Regions from separate parts of the Homo sapiens genome. Here region 2 is linked to region 1. A link is a loop called in an ENCODE intact Hi-C map of the cell type or tissue named here. Cell type or tissue: mammary epithelial cell. All regions are shown on one strand. Links, peaks and the distances in the headings refer to the core of each region. The heading gives the core; the rest is flanking DNA. Region 1 overlaps NPAS3 (neuronal PAS domain protein 3). Region 2 overlaps NPAS3 (neuronal PAS domain protein 3).

Region 1 (8,344 bases), core at 325-8,324:
GAAAAGGTACAAGTCTCCTGACTTTCACCAAGGAATTAGTGACAGAGCTGGACTACAGACCCAGCTCTGACCTCAAAGCTATATACTTGTGGGTTTTTTTAATATATAATTTGTATTCTAATTATCTTATATCAGTTGAGATGGTGCTTATTTAAAATGCATTTCAATTTCCCTAACCTAAAAGAGAGTCTTCAGGGACTTCCTTAATATAAAGCTAAACAACTTAAGGAACTGGATCCAGGGAGAAAAGAATGATTTAACTTTGAAAACTCAGTAAGTACTTATTACCCACCTAGCCTATGAACAGTGATGTCCTATGTATGATCGGGGTACCAGGAAGAAGACAGATCTGTGCTAACTGAAAAGTGGACATACAACCAACTAACTGATGCAGAGTGGCACGTCCCCGTACAAAGGCAGAGTGCAGCACTTTGGCGGGAGAAAGGAAGATGGCACTGCATGGCGCGAAAAAGGCTTCACAGCCTAAGTTGTAGGAGGTGTGATGATTTCTGCACGGGCCTTGTGAACAAAGTCTCAAAGAGGCAGAGAGATGGTTGTTGACCTGTCTTTCTTAGAAGAAGAGGGGATGACCGCAGTCTTTGTCTGGCTCCTTTCTTCCCTTTGTGTTTGATCTGGCTTTTTCCTTTTCTCTTGCCAAGCCTCCCTTCCTTCCTCCCTTGCTTTCCCTCTTCTTGTTCCATGTGGCTGGAATCCTCAGACCTACAATGGGCATCAGAACTGCTTCAAGTCTGTCGGTTCTGGCCTGGGTCCTGCTCCTGCTCCTGCAACAAGGACCCAAGTCCTTTGAGGGGCTCACCACGAGAGATAGGCTGCTGCTCCTGGCAGAGGCATGGGCCTGGCACCAAGGAGTCAGCACAGAATGAGAGAGAGAGAGAGAGAGAGAGGAAAAGATTTTCTCCATCTTAGAGCCCCCAGAAGAGACATGTCATCTACAGTGGCAGCAGGAGCTGTGTGAGGGGATGTCTTTTATTCTGCAGCCTAAGTGCAGGGTCCTTGCAGAGGGCTGTGCTCAGAGGAGGGGAAGATCAGAGGTGAAGGGATGAATAATGTGCACGTGGAACAGTGACAGATCACTTGCAACAAATGTATGATGACCCTCCAAAGCTCGGAGCTCACTAGAGCTTCCCTCTAATTAAGGATAATCCAGAATTATCATGCTTAATTATTTTCATAGGTTTCTTTGAGGGTTTTTTTTTCTTCAATTGGGGTGAGGGATGTCTCTAGCTACAAAGGGCAAAGGCTGATTTACATCTGGGAAATAAACTTAAGAAATCTTTTCTCTTGCCCCACTATCCCTGCAGCATCTCAAACATCCTGTCTGTCTGTGCAGCAATAATTCTATGTCAATCTGCCTTGTTTCCTGCTTGCGTTAAGGTAGCATATTCCTTACCTACAAGCAACCTCTGTTCTCTTCTAATAAGTTGCTGCTGTTACAATGCGCAAGATTTTCTTTGCTTTCCTTATAGAGTTTTCTCGAAGTGAGGTCTGAGTATTGCCTGTGTCTGTACAAAATGCAGAATCAGTCGACCTTCTTAAAAACACATCCTCCTGGTCCCATTTAAGGCACTAAATCAGACTGTCCTGGGACGGGGCCAGGGAATCTGTATTCTAAACAGGAATCCCAGGATATTCCTCTCCTGTTAAAGTCTGAAAGCTATTGGTTGGGTGGCTTGACCTTTGCCAGAAAATATATTCTTTAAAGACCTCTTCCCTGGCCCTTCCTGCCTTCCACACTACAACCACTCTGGTCAAACTTGGTTTCTCTCTCTGCAGCCAACCCACTGTGATGACTTCATTATTTCTGTTGTCATCCCCAGTGCTGTATTCATCATTTCCTTTATTATATGCAGTCTGTTTCTTAGAGTTTTCTGATTTAGCTTGTCTTCTTCATACCCTATTCCCCTTCCCTGCCTATTCTCCTTTTTGGCCTTTCTTCCTTCTTATTGCTTACCAAATTAGTAAAATTCAGCTCACTTCTTCCACCTCATGAAGCCTTCCTTATGTAGGAACTAAAAAAGTTAAGTTTCAAAGTATGCATCCGACACAATAACCAACTTACAATGGAGTATATAAAACAATCTATGATAAAATATTAATAGCCGAGTTCTACAATAAAAGTAAGTGTCCATTTTGTGACATGAGATGGGAATAGCATCTTTTATACATTTGTTACAGTACCGTACTGTTGGCATCCCAGACATACTAAGTCAGATTTTGAAGGGCTTTCAGCCCTGTGCAACCCTCGATGGTGTAACTATGCTGGTTTCCAGCGTCATGTCTCTTGAGCCAGTTTTGTCAACGGGCAGGGTGAAACCGTCTTTTTGAGGTGAAGACATCTGGCCAGCTGCTGTAAGTGCCTTATTTCAGTTAAACAGCCCCATGTGAGTATTTGAGAACAGGTGTTAACTGTCCACTTCATTTAGGACAGGAGGTGCATGGACAGAGAGACAATCAAGTTTTGTATACTGGGATTGTCATTTGAATGAATACATAACCTATAGGGCATTGTGGGTTCCTTTAAAGAATGGAAACAAAGGCCAGTTTTGGTTAGAATGAACTCAAATTTGAGTTATTGCCTGTATAGGGTGCTTCCCTCTACCTCCCAATGGTAAGTTCTTGGGAAACGGGTACTTTCACAGGATGAGTTCCTCAACAGAGGAAAACTGCAAGGCAAGGACCCTCACAATTCGCTGCTGTTCATCTAGAATTCTGGGGGGCAGCACAAGGCCACACTGTGCTCCTCAGCACCAATGGGACATTGACAAACTAGAGTAAATTTAGAATAGAGACAATGGCAAGTGAGATTCTGGAGGGCTTCACTGGTGATGATGGACTATGAGGCTAAATGACAGTGGTTTAGCCAAACGACCACTAAAAAGGAGAGCAGGCTGTCTTCCCATACCCAGGGGAGAGATGTGAGGACATCACTGCCCTCTGAGCCTGGCTTCACACACGCACTGGGATGTGTTCAACTCTATGCCAGTCCAGAGGATAGAAATACTTTTTGTGCTGTCCCTGTAAGCCAAACTATGGCAGTTCATTAGCAAGCAGAAAATGTATGTTTATATTGACTTGGAATTCTATAAATTGGGCCTTCAAAGATTATTTTTAGACACTTTTTCTTAGATTTCCATAAAGCCTTCCTTTCTAGGAGTTTAATGTTAAACAAGTTTTCTGTGAAAAATGTTTTAAAACATTAAATAGGTTAGGGATGTAAATGGTACATGCCCAAGTTATTTTCAAAAAGTGACACAATTGGAAGACTATACTTTTGTGTATATGCAGGACTATTATTTGGACCTAAGTTTTCAATGGACCTAAAGTCAGCTTGTAGCAATTTGAAATGGAATGATTTACATTCACAACACAAAGCTGGTCACACCCATGATAGCAGCTTCTGTTCCTGTAGTGGGCAGACAGCCCCTTATAGATAAATTCATCTCAGTAACTTTGCTTCCTGGTGGGTTCAGCAAAAGGGTCCCACAGGCTGCTAGTCTCGATCTGTTCCCTTCTCTGCTTTACAGAGTTCTAAGCCTTTCTTGTAACCTGGGGGCAAAATCAAACGGAGAGGGGTGAGAGAGAAGAAAGGGTAGCAGGGGAGGTTAAATAGGTTATCACCAAGGAAGGGTGTTCAGTGACTATAAATTAACAAATCCATCTTTGTTATGAAGATGGGCAATTATTTTTCGAGGTAATTTCAAGAGTTAGTAAGATGTTCTATACAATGGGCCTGCCATTTGAGTGACTATGTATCTATAGGTTTACATGTTTATCTGAGTATATGAGCTCTAGAATTAAAAATATTATCAATGGAAGGAAAAAGCAGCTGAAACCAACTATATACGGGAACATGCAAGATGTGACCTGGGATGGAATGGTGGGAGATTTTGTGATTCAGGACTGAGTCACCCCTGAATGCTTCAAATCTGGCTACTACTTAAGCCACAACTGGGAGGCATCCTTGACATTGTGAAATAACAAAGTGATGCCGAGTCAGAGGGTAAAAATTTCAGTGTAAATAGCAGTTGTTTCATGCATTTAAAATCAAATTGGTTCAAGGTGAAACAATTGGTGTTAATGAGATGATAGTTCAGGAAAGAATAAAGACCTGCCATTTCTAAATACAACAGAATGACTAACAACTAGATCATAACCGCTTTTGTTTGCTATGGGGACAATACAGTAAGAAACAGAAGGCAGCATAAGTATATCAAAGAGTGATCAAGTGATCCTAATACACTTCGAAGATGCTGGTCAAAAATATTACTAAAGAAGCCTTCTTTTCATGATGATACAGGTGTTTCTTCATCATGTGGCTATATATATATATATATAGAGAGAGAGAGAGAGAGAGAGTAAGAAGATGTAATAAACTGAGTAAGTGTATGAAATTGCTTACTGTGCTATGCCATTTGGTGCATTCTGGAAGGATTTATGCTCTGAGGATACTTAGACTATCTAGTTCATTAAGCAAGTTAGTGTGTGGTCATTCATATCACACAGTTGAGCCTAAGGACATAAACATTGCTTCCATGAGAAAATAATATACCTGACTTTCACATCATTTTGATCAACAGCACTTTTGTTTCAAAAGTATTGAAACCCATTACTTCAAGGACAGCTGATACTACAAGACAGCTCCTACTGTGAAACACTATCTCCTTGTTGCTACCACAATGTAGGCACATGAACAATAATCTTTGCTGCCTGAGTCATTGCTGCTGATTACTCTATACCTCTGGGGGAGTTTCTGGATCCACAGAGGTAAAAAAAAAATGTTATAAATAAGGACCCACTCAAATCTCTTCGTGAGTGCTGAAGAATTGCTAACGTGTGAGCAAATGGTTAAGTGGCAATGAGTACTGCCCTGCTAGCTCACAGGCACCAAAGACCACAAACAAAGGCATTTTCAAAGTTGTTCCAGGAGACATCTGGTAAGAAGGGAACACAGTTTTGATGGACTATTCAACTTGGACAATTTGAAAACAAAAAGAGCTAGAGCACTGCTGTGGTAAGATACCTATGTTTTATCCAGGCCCAAGCCATGAAGGACTATGAGATCACATGAGTGCATGAATCTTATTTCTATAATTTCATCGTTACTCATATATGTTATGAATTATATAGATACTAGGAGGCAGAACTATGACTACATTATTTTGATCAATTGATTGACCAGTCATCTACGCAGACATCCATTTACTAGATAAAATAATGGCAAATATACACACATTCTAAGGCTGGAGAGAAAATGGGTCTTAAATAAATTTAAGAAAATGTAAGAAAAGGTTAAGCTAAGTGTAATGGATTATTCTTATAGATGGCATTTCCCCTACTCCTTTGTACATATGATATCATGTTCCATATATGATGAGTAAAACAATGAACATAGCCTAGGTATTTTTGTCACATCCCTTCCCTCCTTCCTTTTTAATAAATGGAAAATCAGGATGGCCTTCCAGTCCCAATTTTGCCTGGCTAAATTCTGCCTGTCCTTCAGGCCTCAGCAGACCCCTCGTTTTCTCAGAGAACCCCAAGACTAGATTAACTTTTCCTGTTAGATGCTCTAACAGCACTTGCACCTTTCATCCACGGCACTAAGCACATATATAATTATCTTTTGACCTAGCTCCCCTTGCAAAGACATACATTTCAAGAGGCATTAACTTCTCTTTCTTCATTACTGCTGTGCTTCCAGCTCCCATGGTGTGACGGCCCTCAATGAAGGTCTGTTGAAGGAACATGTGAGACGCATGCACTCATGTAGTGCTTCATGGCTTGGGCCTAGATGAAACCACAGAGGTGCTCTAGCTCTTCTCATTTTTGAATTGTCAAAATTGACACTCAAATGTGTGATTATCATTAGGCACACAGGATGACAAGACCATGGCAGCAAGCTCAGAAGCACTGTGACAGAGAGAGTCCTTGAATTACTCGGTCAAGTGGCAGCTCCATTTTGCCAGGCTGGAAGGCAACCCACCAGAGGCAGCTCCTCTCTGCTGTAAAGCCTTAGGAACACATGCTCTTGGAGGGTACAGGGCTTCAGTGAATCGTTTTCCTAGAGCTGCTTTTATGCAGATACTTAATCTGTCTATTTAGAGATAATTTAGCTATTGCTTTAAATAATCCAATGCAAACCAGAGACAGTAACTCTATCATTCTTATTATGCTCTAAAATGCTATTAGACCATATTTCATTGATTACAGATTTTCCTTTATTTTGATGAATTAGGTATTACTACACAGAGCCTGTGGACTTTAATGTACTCAAGGAAAATCTGTTGTGCTTGTTAATATGCAATTCTGGAATCCCACCCCCAGAGGATATCATTTAGTAGTCAAGAGTGGAACCAGGAACCTGCAGCTTCACAGAGTTTTTGGTGATTTTGAGGAACTAAGTATCAGGTACCCTGAACAACTGCCCTTAGAAATCCACCCTTTCCATTTCAGGCACTTACCAACTCTCGACATTTCTCAGTTCTTAGTCATTGTGGTTTTGTCCTATTCGCTCATCTTTTTTCTTTCTTTCTTTTTTTTTTTTTTTGAGATGGAGTTTCACTCTTGTTGCCCAGGCTGGAGTGTGGTGGTGCAATCTCAGCTCATTGCAACCTCCACCTTCCGGTTTCAAGCGATTCTCCTGCCTCAGCCTCCCAAGTAGCTGGGATTACAGGTGCCCGCCACCACACCTGGATAAATTTTGTATTTTTAGTAAAGACGAGGTTTCACCATGTTGGTGAGGCTGGTCTCAAACCCCTGACCTTGTGATCCGCCCGCCTCTGCCTCTCAAAGTGCTGGGATTACAGGCATGAGCCACCACATCCGGCCTCATCTTTATTCTTGATTAGCATTTTCTTTTTTTAAAGAAAACATGGAACTAAATCTGGTTACTTAAATCCATGATGCAAAAACGGCAGTATCTAACAGAACCCTAGGCTGGGATGGAGAAGCCCCGGGTTCCGCTTGTATCTGTGTACCTAGCTCTGTGACCTCTGGCAAGATACCTAATGCTCATTCCTCAGTGTCCTCATGTATGAAATAAAGATGACACTACCTCTCCTAAACCTACCTCAAAGTGATGCTGTGAAGAAAATGAAAACAGATATGTGACTTATGCTGAGGATAAGGGAAGGACACTAGGAAAATCCCAAGGCATGGTTCTGACTTGTGTCATCATACCCAATGGCTGGCCAAATGAGAAAGGCAATGTGCTGTGTTGCTCACTACACAGGCATAACTCTAACGCTTCAAGTTTGGGTTCAAAATGTGTGTAGTGCCCCTGCCAAAAATATAAATATATAAATAAAGGTATTTCATGCCATTTACTTTTGCATGCCATACTTCTGAACATATGTTTCATGGCTCGTTTGCCAAAAGTTATGAGATTTTAGTCAATATTCAAGGAGTATGTTCACATTTTCAATGGCAAAAGGCACATTTTGATCAGTGTGTTAATAAATTATGCAAATATTATGAACTCATGTATAATTTTTAATAGAATTGGTACAAGAAAGTCTTCAATGCCACTAAAGAAGAGCGAGTGACACAAGAAAGCCACACAAGAAAGCCACTACTTTTTCTTTCACCTTTTAGTCTTGTGATAAATTTGCATGAAGCAGAAAATACATCATAAAGATCAAGTATCTCGAGTGGAAATTAAATAAAGCTTTGTCAGACTTGACAGAACCAATCATATACAAGAGAAATGACAAGACAAGCAGTCTTTAGGTTAAAAAAAAAATCTTCTCCCCAATTTGCATGTTTTCAAAAATTTACATACATTATTTAAAAACAATGGACTTGAGCTTGAAAAATTCTACAGACAGCAGAGAGAAAACTTTAACAATTAACTTGGAAGGACAAAAAGGGTAGAATTTCTCCCAGCATACACTCTCCTGCCTGATTTTTATCGAGCTCACAAAGCCCCTTTAGATCATCTTAATCCACTGTGGCAAAGTAGCTGAATATGTGATTCAGATTGTCTCAGAAAATTCTGTGCTACCAATCAGCTTTCTGACACTGCTCTTCTCTTCAACCTTCAGAACCAGTGACAGCAAAGACCAAAAAGCCAACTCACAAAGGAGCTCTCAAATGGCAAACTCCGAGAGCTTACTGCTTAACCCACAGAACAAAGATGCTTTTTGACACATCCGAATAACTTCTAATCCTAATATTTTAGCAGTGCTGCTAACTTTACACAGTCTCTTGCCCTCTTGCTCCATCTCTCTCGTTTTTTTTTTTTTTTTTTTTTTTAATTTTTATTTCTTTCTTTTTCCGAACACATCAGAACTGGGGTGTTGGTGTTTTACAGCAAAGGGTGTCTGCC
Region 2 (8,344 bases), core at 300-8,299, 100 kb after region 1:
ATCTTTATATTGGTTTTCTGTGAATTCCAGACGCTTAGAGGCTATGTTGCTTCACTGCCTTAGCTCCAGAATTTAGCTTCATATGAAGCAGAGATACATATTTATAGGGAAGTTAATTATTCTGATGGACCTGAGACCTGGTCCTGAATGATCTGTGGATAAACAACATGGTTTACCATTTGCTATGGCTCTCGGCTGCTTTGCTAACCTTCTTTCATTTCACAGTTGGCTGCTGAGTCTAGGTGAGAAGGACCAGCGTACGCTGCCTGTCCACAGAGCTCTTATCCTATTCAAGGCTCCAAAGAAATGGAAATGCTTCTGCTTTTATCCCCATGTGCCAGACTATGTAACACATGAGAAGTAAAAAAGATTATAGATTTTTATGGTTTGCTAACATACTTGCTTATATCCAGAACATAACAACTAATATCGTAAGAAATCTTCATCAGTGACGCTCTTGATGGCATCCTTCAAAGTAGAACAATTCAGCTTGTGAAATTTGCTAGGACCAAATTTGCTAAGTGTACATTAAATGACAGTCTTAATTTATACAATTAAAAGCAGTAATGCTTATTAGGGAGGCTGAGGCAGGAGAATCGTGTGAGCCCAGGAGTTCGAGGCCAGCCTGAACAACATAGTAAGACCTCGTCTCAAACAAAACAAAACAAACCCCAAATAACAAAAGAAAACAACAGTGGTGCTTGGCTGTATTGATCCTGGCTTCTCTGTGGTCTAATTGAGGAACAGAATGAAAGGACTGAGCTGAGATATGGGGTTTTTGGTGTTGGTAATCTTGTGGAATGATTTAGTAAAGAAGAAAATCAAATTCTGGTATTTTCCACTGGCTTCCTAAAGTGAATCTTTTGTTGTTTGTTTTTTAAAAAGTGAAAAGAGAAACTGGAATTTTCTTCCTCTTTCTGATTGTACTTCGATGACTATTCTGGCTGGAAATGAATTCAGTGCTATCACTGAAGAGGGATTGGCCATTCATTACTTGAATTTGCAAGATCAAAAGGTGATTACACCGAAATCTCAATGAGTTTTAACAGGAATCATGGGAATGAAGTTGTCTATGAAGAAGGTAAGTATAACTAACTAAAATATGAAAATAATGTCTAAAGTGACTGCCTTGAAGGTAAACGCAGATATATTAAGGTGATTTGAATAAGGCAAGGAATGTAACTAAACCATGGAAACCACTGTGCTGACCATCTCTGTGCCTTTCTGACCTATCATATCAGACAGCAAAAGATAATAGACTCACATATCTTCTGTTTTAGCCATCTGATTGATGTATCAAATAATCACTGTGATTGTTTTTTTCTTTAAAATAGGCACTCAGCCTGTAATCCTAGCACATTAGAAGGCCGAGGCAGGCGAATCGCTTGAGCTCAGGAGTTTGAGACCAGCCTGGCAACATGATGAAGCCTTGTCTCTATCAAAAATACAAAAAAATGTAGCCGGCTCTGGTGCCACATGCCTGTGGTCCCAGCTACTCAGGAGACTCGGGTGGGAGGAACGCTTAAACCTGGAAGGCAGGGTTTGCAGTGAGCCGAGATTGTGCCACTGCACTCCAACCTGAGTGATAGAGTGAGACCCCGTCTCAAAAGTAAAATAAAATAGGTGCTCAAATTTGTTTAAAAAATATTTGAAAAGGTGTAATTCAGTGCTGTCTTGAAGTGAAAGGTTTTATGCAAGTAATAGATTGTGGGTATCAAAAAGCAAATTATATCTAGTACATGAATTGTCACTGGATGGTCATTTTTTTCAGACACAGATTTGTTCTATATATTTTGAGATGCCTGGACATTTGGTTATAAATAAATATAAACATGTTCACATATGCTCCTGTAATTACTAACTGGGGATGAAACATTTGTTGGAGCTAATAATGCTACCATATACATGTCCCAGGGCAGAAGAAAGTGTCAATAGCTTTTGTCCAGATAAAGCCTTTCCTTTCCCTCTGTTCCAGAGTGCTATCAACACATGTGATCTCTCCCTTTCTTAGGTTCTTTAGGTGAAGTCAGAGGTCAGTAGCTGGCATCTCAGCCAACAAAGGGCAGACCTTGTCATTCTGCTTTTTCCTAAGCAGCACAGAGTGTTAGCCTGCTGGGAAGGTATAACTTAGTGTGCATTTTGAATTGGGCTATTTGGAATAGATTGCCACAAAACAATCTACTTTTGCTACAGAGCCCTTATCACCTAACACACCTGAGTAATCGCTGGGTAAACTGCTTTCAGTGAATTAGAACAATGTGGTTTACTGAAGTTGTATAACAGCCATAGCATTACACATCCTACAAGGGATTTGCTGTACCAATAATCTAGGTTATGCATGATCTATTCAAATACACTGATGTGCTCATCGAAAGTAATTCCAAAAGAAATCTGGAGTTGGTCATATTGATAATCCACTCACTAGAAACCTTGAATCGATAATCTCAGTATAATTCTAATGTGCACAATGATTATTTACCCACTCTTTTGTCTTAAATAGCTGAAGATGTGTTAGAACAAAAATAATTTAAAAATGGATATATTCCACCATTCACTACATTTGATGAATGACGGTCTACATCTCAATGACTATTAGCCTTATTAAAATTAGCATGCAGAATTGTAGACTAATTGTAGACTAAAGTGGCCTCAACCATATATAGCAATAATACGTTCAGCCACAGCTGTCACCTCTTACTTAGTCTTTCTCAATGTTCGATGTCAAAGGCATCCGAATTCCCAACAACGATTGCATGAAGGGATAAAGATACTGATTAATTTCCAAGTATTATTTTTTCACTTGGCCCTCCGCCTGATTTCTTTTAAGAGCTGGGCACATGAACTAATACTTACTTTCATTACTACAGTAGTAGTTATCTTAGTCTAGAATCAGAAGACTACAAGATGATCAACTTCACAGTTGAGAAAATTTCCACAGACTCTTATACAAACTTGTAGGATATTTTGAATGAAGTCCCAATAATTTAAGAAGAATGAATCCCCCTGACAACTGTTGCTTAGACCTAACTTAGATTCTAAGTAAATAGCAACCTCCCTGACAAATGACAGTAGCCTGAAAAAGTGAGGAAGTACAATGTCAGATGGTATAGCCTGGAAAACGACAGTGCACAGGTTTGGGACCAGCTGTCTTTGTGCCCCTTCTATGTTCTTATTTTAGTTCCCTTTTCATACTTTTCTTCTGTTTCTTCTTCACTTTTCCTTTCATCTTTTGGTTTGCATTTTGCATTCATCCATTTAGTGAAAGAGGGGCTGATGGCTGCAGGGAGAGCGTGGACCGTACTTCGCAGCCAATGTTCCCGTAAATCCTACTCTAAATGTATTTGTATGTGAACCCAGGGCAGTGAACCAACTCTGAATTCATTTATACATCTGACTCAGGGGGTGTATAATGATTACTGACAAATTTTGAAGACCAAGAATGGCTCTGAATTTGTGTTGGCTAGTGTAAATTTCATAGGGTTGAATATTGGGGATAGACTCTTTTTGCCTCCAATGAGATTTGCTCATTCTAGCCTTGACCCTTCCCAACAAGTCAGATTTGTTTTATTGTCTTGCTTGGGGGTTGTGCTTTAGTAGCAGGATGACCTACTTTAATTTCTACTTAAATGTGTCACAGCCTGAAAAGTGACTTCCCCTAAAGGACTGAGTCCTTAAAGACTCAAACTGGCCTTTGAGACCAAATGGAAGACTTGTATCCCAAAGCAAATAAAAATATATTAAGGGTTTTACAAACACAACCTTAAGTCTTTATCATTTTCTGTATGTGCCTTCTACTCTCATTACAGGTTAACTATACTTGCTTAAGACATTTGCTGCTCCTCTCCACTAGATTTTTACCTTTCTGACTCCTTTCCTGCCACGACAGGAGCCTTTCATGAAAGTGTTAGCCAATATTATTTTGCCTTTTCCTAAACAGCACACAGACATGACCCACAAGGCAGGCCTAATGTACTAGACGTAGACATAGGTCTGCAGTTTATCAACATCCTTAATTTCACATGAGCTAGTGACTAGCATTAATCTCAATACTGTATAATGCAACAAGCTCAGCTCTTTCTCGTAAGCTCAGCAAGGTGCAAGTAACGTATCCTCACAGGCAATGAGCAAAGAAATCCATTCCTTCACAGTTTTCAAAAGGCAAGTCTTTATATTGGGGCCCCTAGTGATAACTATGTCATCACAATTAAAATTTTCAAAACTATCACATAAAATCAACATATTGAGCAGGATAAAAATCCCTGTCCCACATAGCTTACTATACAGAGTAAAACCTACAGGATCTGCCACAAATCATTTATGCTTGCTTCTTCAAGGCTGAAATCTTTTGGCTTACTAGAACACACACAAGGAAATGGTAGATGTAGGGAGTTATCCAGCAAGTGATTGGAAGAAACTTATTACTAATGCCCCTTATAGTATATTAGGAAGTTTGAACGGATTATTCATAGGCTTAAACACTTAGCTACAGGGTGATGCCTGGTAGAGGAAGTGTTGCGGTGTTGGAGGACATGGGCTGAAATATTAGGACTCTTCTCACCACTTTTCTGCATAAGTCAATCGACAACAGGATTGCAGATGCAGTAAGCAGCCAGAGTAGTTTAAAGAGAATGGATTCTTTCATATCTCTGCCTAGGGTCTTTCCAGGGTTCTCACAAAAATGGGAATCTGGATATCGTTCCAGCCCTAGGTAAAGCACCAGAAAACAGGCAGGGGTTTCTATGCTATAGAGGTAGACTCCTGGCCTCACTAAGAGGTGTGGCAGAGGAGGCTTCTAGAGTCAGAAGGCCTTAACAGGAGCCCCCAGAAGAAGAGGATTGAGGAATGAAGAAGAGATGCATCAGGCAGATGAACTACTTCTGAGAGCAGGTTCCCTTGACTGCGATCATTGCTAAGGAGCACATTCTGTGGCTTTCAGCAGGAATGGACTTGCTTCAGCTCTTGAAAAAATCCTCAGCAAGGGAGATACACTGCCAGAGGCCATATCTTATGGCTCACAGATCTGGCACTATACAGTGACCTCTCTTGACCGCACCCTCTAGTTTTCTTCACCATGAAAACCATGACTCTATCAGAAAGTCCCTGGTCAGATTCAGAGGGACTCTAAAATGAGACAATGATAGAGAAGATGGAACAATCTATGGCCTTGTTTTCTCAATTCCTTCAGTGATGCTAAAGAGCCTATGTGGCCAGAGCTGAACAAGTTCCATGTTCAGCTTTGAAATGGGAACACTTCAAACATTTCAAGAGGCAGCAGGCTGTAATGCAAAAGGACACACGAGCTTTGAACTCAAATAGACCTGAGCTAGAATTCTGACTTAACAACTTCACTGTTTTCTCATAGGAAAATGTAAAGAACAACATCTATATATTATTCATTTCAGTCAATAGAGTTGTTGAGATGATTGGAGTTAACACACGTAAAAGTGTCATCGTACAGCAGGTATATAATAAATGGTGCCCATGATGACTATTACTTGACTTGGGACCCTGATTTAGGAAGAATGTCTGCTAGTAATTGTGGGTTTTATCTACTCGTAAGGAGAAAAATACACTTGGAAGTGTAGGATAATCTACTAAGGGCAGTTAAACTAAATGTGTTACATAGGAGACAGGAGACTAATGTTACAGCAAGAAAAAAACTCAATAGTCATGTCTGAGATAAGGTTTCATCATAGTCAAAAATATTTCCCTTTACAACTCAAAAAAACAAGTTTGGAGACAAACAATTTTAAGGGAGAGAAAGACTTTGTTTACTTCAGGGATTGCAGAAATTAATGGAAAGAGACAAATTAAGGAAATACAGGGTGGGACACTTGGGCAGAACATTAATGTCAATGAGAAGATGAAAAGAATCAAACAGAGACATAGGAGAAAAATGATTTTTATAAGCATGACCATTTTAAAATAAGAACTATTCTAGGATCTATATACACATACCACAATATATACATACATACATACATATATATATTATATATACACATATATATAATATATATATACACATATATATTATATATACATATATATATATATATATATATAATACACACACATAAACACATACATGCATATGTTGTCTTAGTGGGCCCGGGCTGCCATAAAAAAATACCACAGATTGGGTGACTTAAACAACAGAAACTTATTCTGTCACAGGCCTGAAGCCCAGGAAGTCCACAGTCAAGGTGCCTGTAGGGTTCAGTTTTGGTGAGGTCTCTCTTCCTAGATTGTGGAAGGGTGTGGCTCACCTTTTTTGCTGTGTCCTCACATGGCCTTTCCTTGATGTGTGTGCATGGTGGGAGACAGACATAGTGAGAGCGCTCTCTCTGTCTTCGTCTTCTGATAAGACCACAAACCCTACTGGATCAAGACCTTATCCCTAAAATCTCATTTAACCTTAATTACCTCCTAAAATCTCCAAACACTGTCACATTGGGAATTTGGGCTTAAATATATAAATTGGTGGTGGGGGCACAATTTAGTCTATGGCACACATATATATGTATGTGTATTAAATATTCACCAGAGCTGGGTGCAGTGGCTCATGCCTATAATCCCAGTGCTTTGGGAGGCCAAGGTACGAGGAATGCTTGAGCCCAGGAGTTCAAGGCTGCAGCAAGCTATGATGGTGCCACGGCACTTCAGCCTGGGTGACAGAGTGAGACCCTGTCTCTAAATATAAATAAATAGACCCCAAATCATAAAAAGATTTTAATAATAATATTAACAGTGACAGATAGCATTTATGGAGGTGGTCTCTGTGCCAGACCCTGGGAGAAGGACTCTACATGAACTAACCCACTCAATCCTCAGCACCTATTCCTGATATAGATATATATATATATATATATATATATATATATATATATATATATATATATATATATGCACTTTGCCATACCTGTCTGAGATGAAGAAAGTGAGATCACACAGCTGGGAACTGAAATTCAGGCTGCCATGCAGCATGTAGTGCAATTGACTTGGACCCCATTCTTTCATGGCAGAGATTCTTGAGTTTTTGATATCAAACAGCTGCCACTCACTCCCCTGTAGGTTTGAATTCCCTGAGACATAGAGCAGAATGATAGTGCTCAAGGTGATGTTCAAAGCAGAGGTGGGACAAGAAGATGATTGTTGTCCTCTCTGATTGAGATGAAGCCAACCTAGAGGAGGTGGCTGGACTTGACAGTCAGCTAAGTGTGGTTTAAGCCAAACCTTGGTGGATCATAATCCACTGGGTAGATCCCATTCTGTGGGTGCAGTGTTTTACAAAGGGTGACTCCTGGGCCACTCTTTCCCTCAAGGAATTCTTCTATGCCCCCCAAATACTGGAAACAGACATCTAGTAGTCCCAGAAAAATCAGTTGTATTTGAACACTCCTTCAGGCCAAAGTGTAATGGACTGATATAAAATCTATAAAGAATGTGAAGAAAGAATGGGAAGGTTCTAGGTACTAAAACAGTAAAGATAGCAATAGCAACATACTTCTATTGCTAAGTTTCTACTTAAACATACTAGCAGTATAATGGGTTTATACTGATTCTGGATTATTTCCACTGTCCCCTCTTCATATATAACTGGAAGCAGATGAAAATGGGTGTGGGCTAGAGGGGAGACTGTTCCTAAGCTTCCTCAAACTCAGTTTGTGTTTCAGATGAGAGCTGGGTCATGAGAACACAGAAAGAGATGAGGGAAGGAGGAAATGAACACTTGGCAAGGTTCTCTTTTCATCAGCATGCGTTCCCTTAGCAACTGTGCCCTCCAAGCACAAAGCACTGGCCTGCACGTTCATCATCATGGGGACAGGAGGGCATGTCTGGGGGTGATGGGGAAGGAGAAAAGAAAACACCTGATGCTAAAGCCTTTCATCCCCTTGACAATTTTTCCCAAGTCCAGTTCTGTCTACCTTCAAATAACACCCACGCACTGAGGCCTGTGAGTGACTTCAAGGCTGCTGGCTGCCTCATGCTTGGCAAGCAGTGGTCACAGTGTCTGTGAGAGTATCTCTTGCTCTCTGTGGCCCTGCAGAAGGCCAGCACCTCCCTCCCATCATGTGCGTGCGCACTCAGGCAAACGTGTACCATCCAGTTCTTTGTTTACACGGGGCAAGTGATCAACTCAATATTTTTTACTTAAATGCCTGTAAAGTGGAAGCCATGGACATTTGATTTTAGAATCCTAAGTTAATTTTTCTTCTTATCTGGCACTGTTTAGATCTCAAGTAAATTCAGTTCTGGGGATTGCCACTTTATTGAAAGAAGAACTTAGAAAGGGCTCAAAAGGGAACTGAAAAAAAATGATGAGATGATTGAAAAACAAGAC

What was found. Hi-C counts contacts between places; a loop is a spot of excess contacts. Peaks named below come from ENCODE experiments on the same cell type or tissue, not always from the same donor. Only the 100,000 strongest peaks of a DNase experiment are listed, where the experiment ranks them.
Region 2: it touches region 1 in a loop (11-fold over the local background); 2 of 110 quality-filtered maps call a loop at or near these places.

Annotation. Positions count from the first base shown.
Region 1 is chr14:33,643,303-33,651,646 of GRCh38, reverse strand. All of the region lies in intron 5 of NPAS3 (neuronal PAS domain protein 3), which reads right to left. Among named protein-coding and RNA genes, the nearest start is that of SNORA89, 61 kb to the left of the region's middle. In mammary epithelial cell, for the core only: no CTCF peak of the experiment used is centred there; DNase peaks (open chromatin) are centred at 3,956 and 4,706; H3K27ac peaks cover 2,016 bases.
Region 2 is chr14:33,542,511-33,550,854 of GRCh38, reverse strand. The region is part of intron 4 of NPAS3 (neuronal PAS domain protein 3); the gene reads right to left. Among named protein-coding and RNA genes, the nearest start is that of SNORA89, 160 kb to the left of the region's middle. In mammary epithelial cell, for the core only: no CTCF peak of the experiment used is centred there; a DNase peak (open chromatin) is centred at 4,984.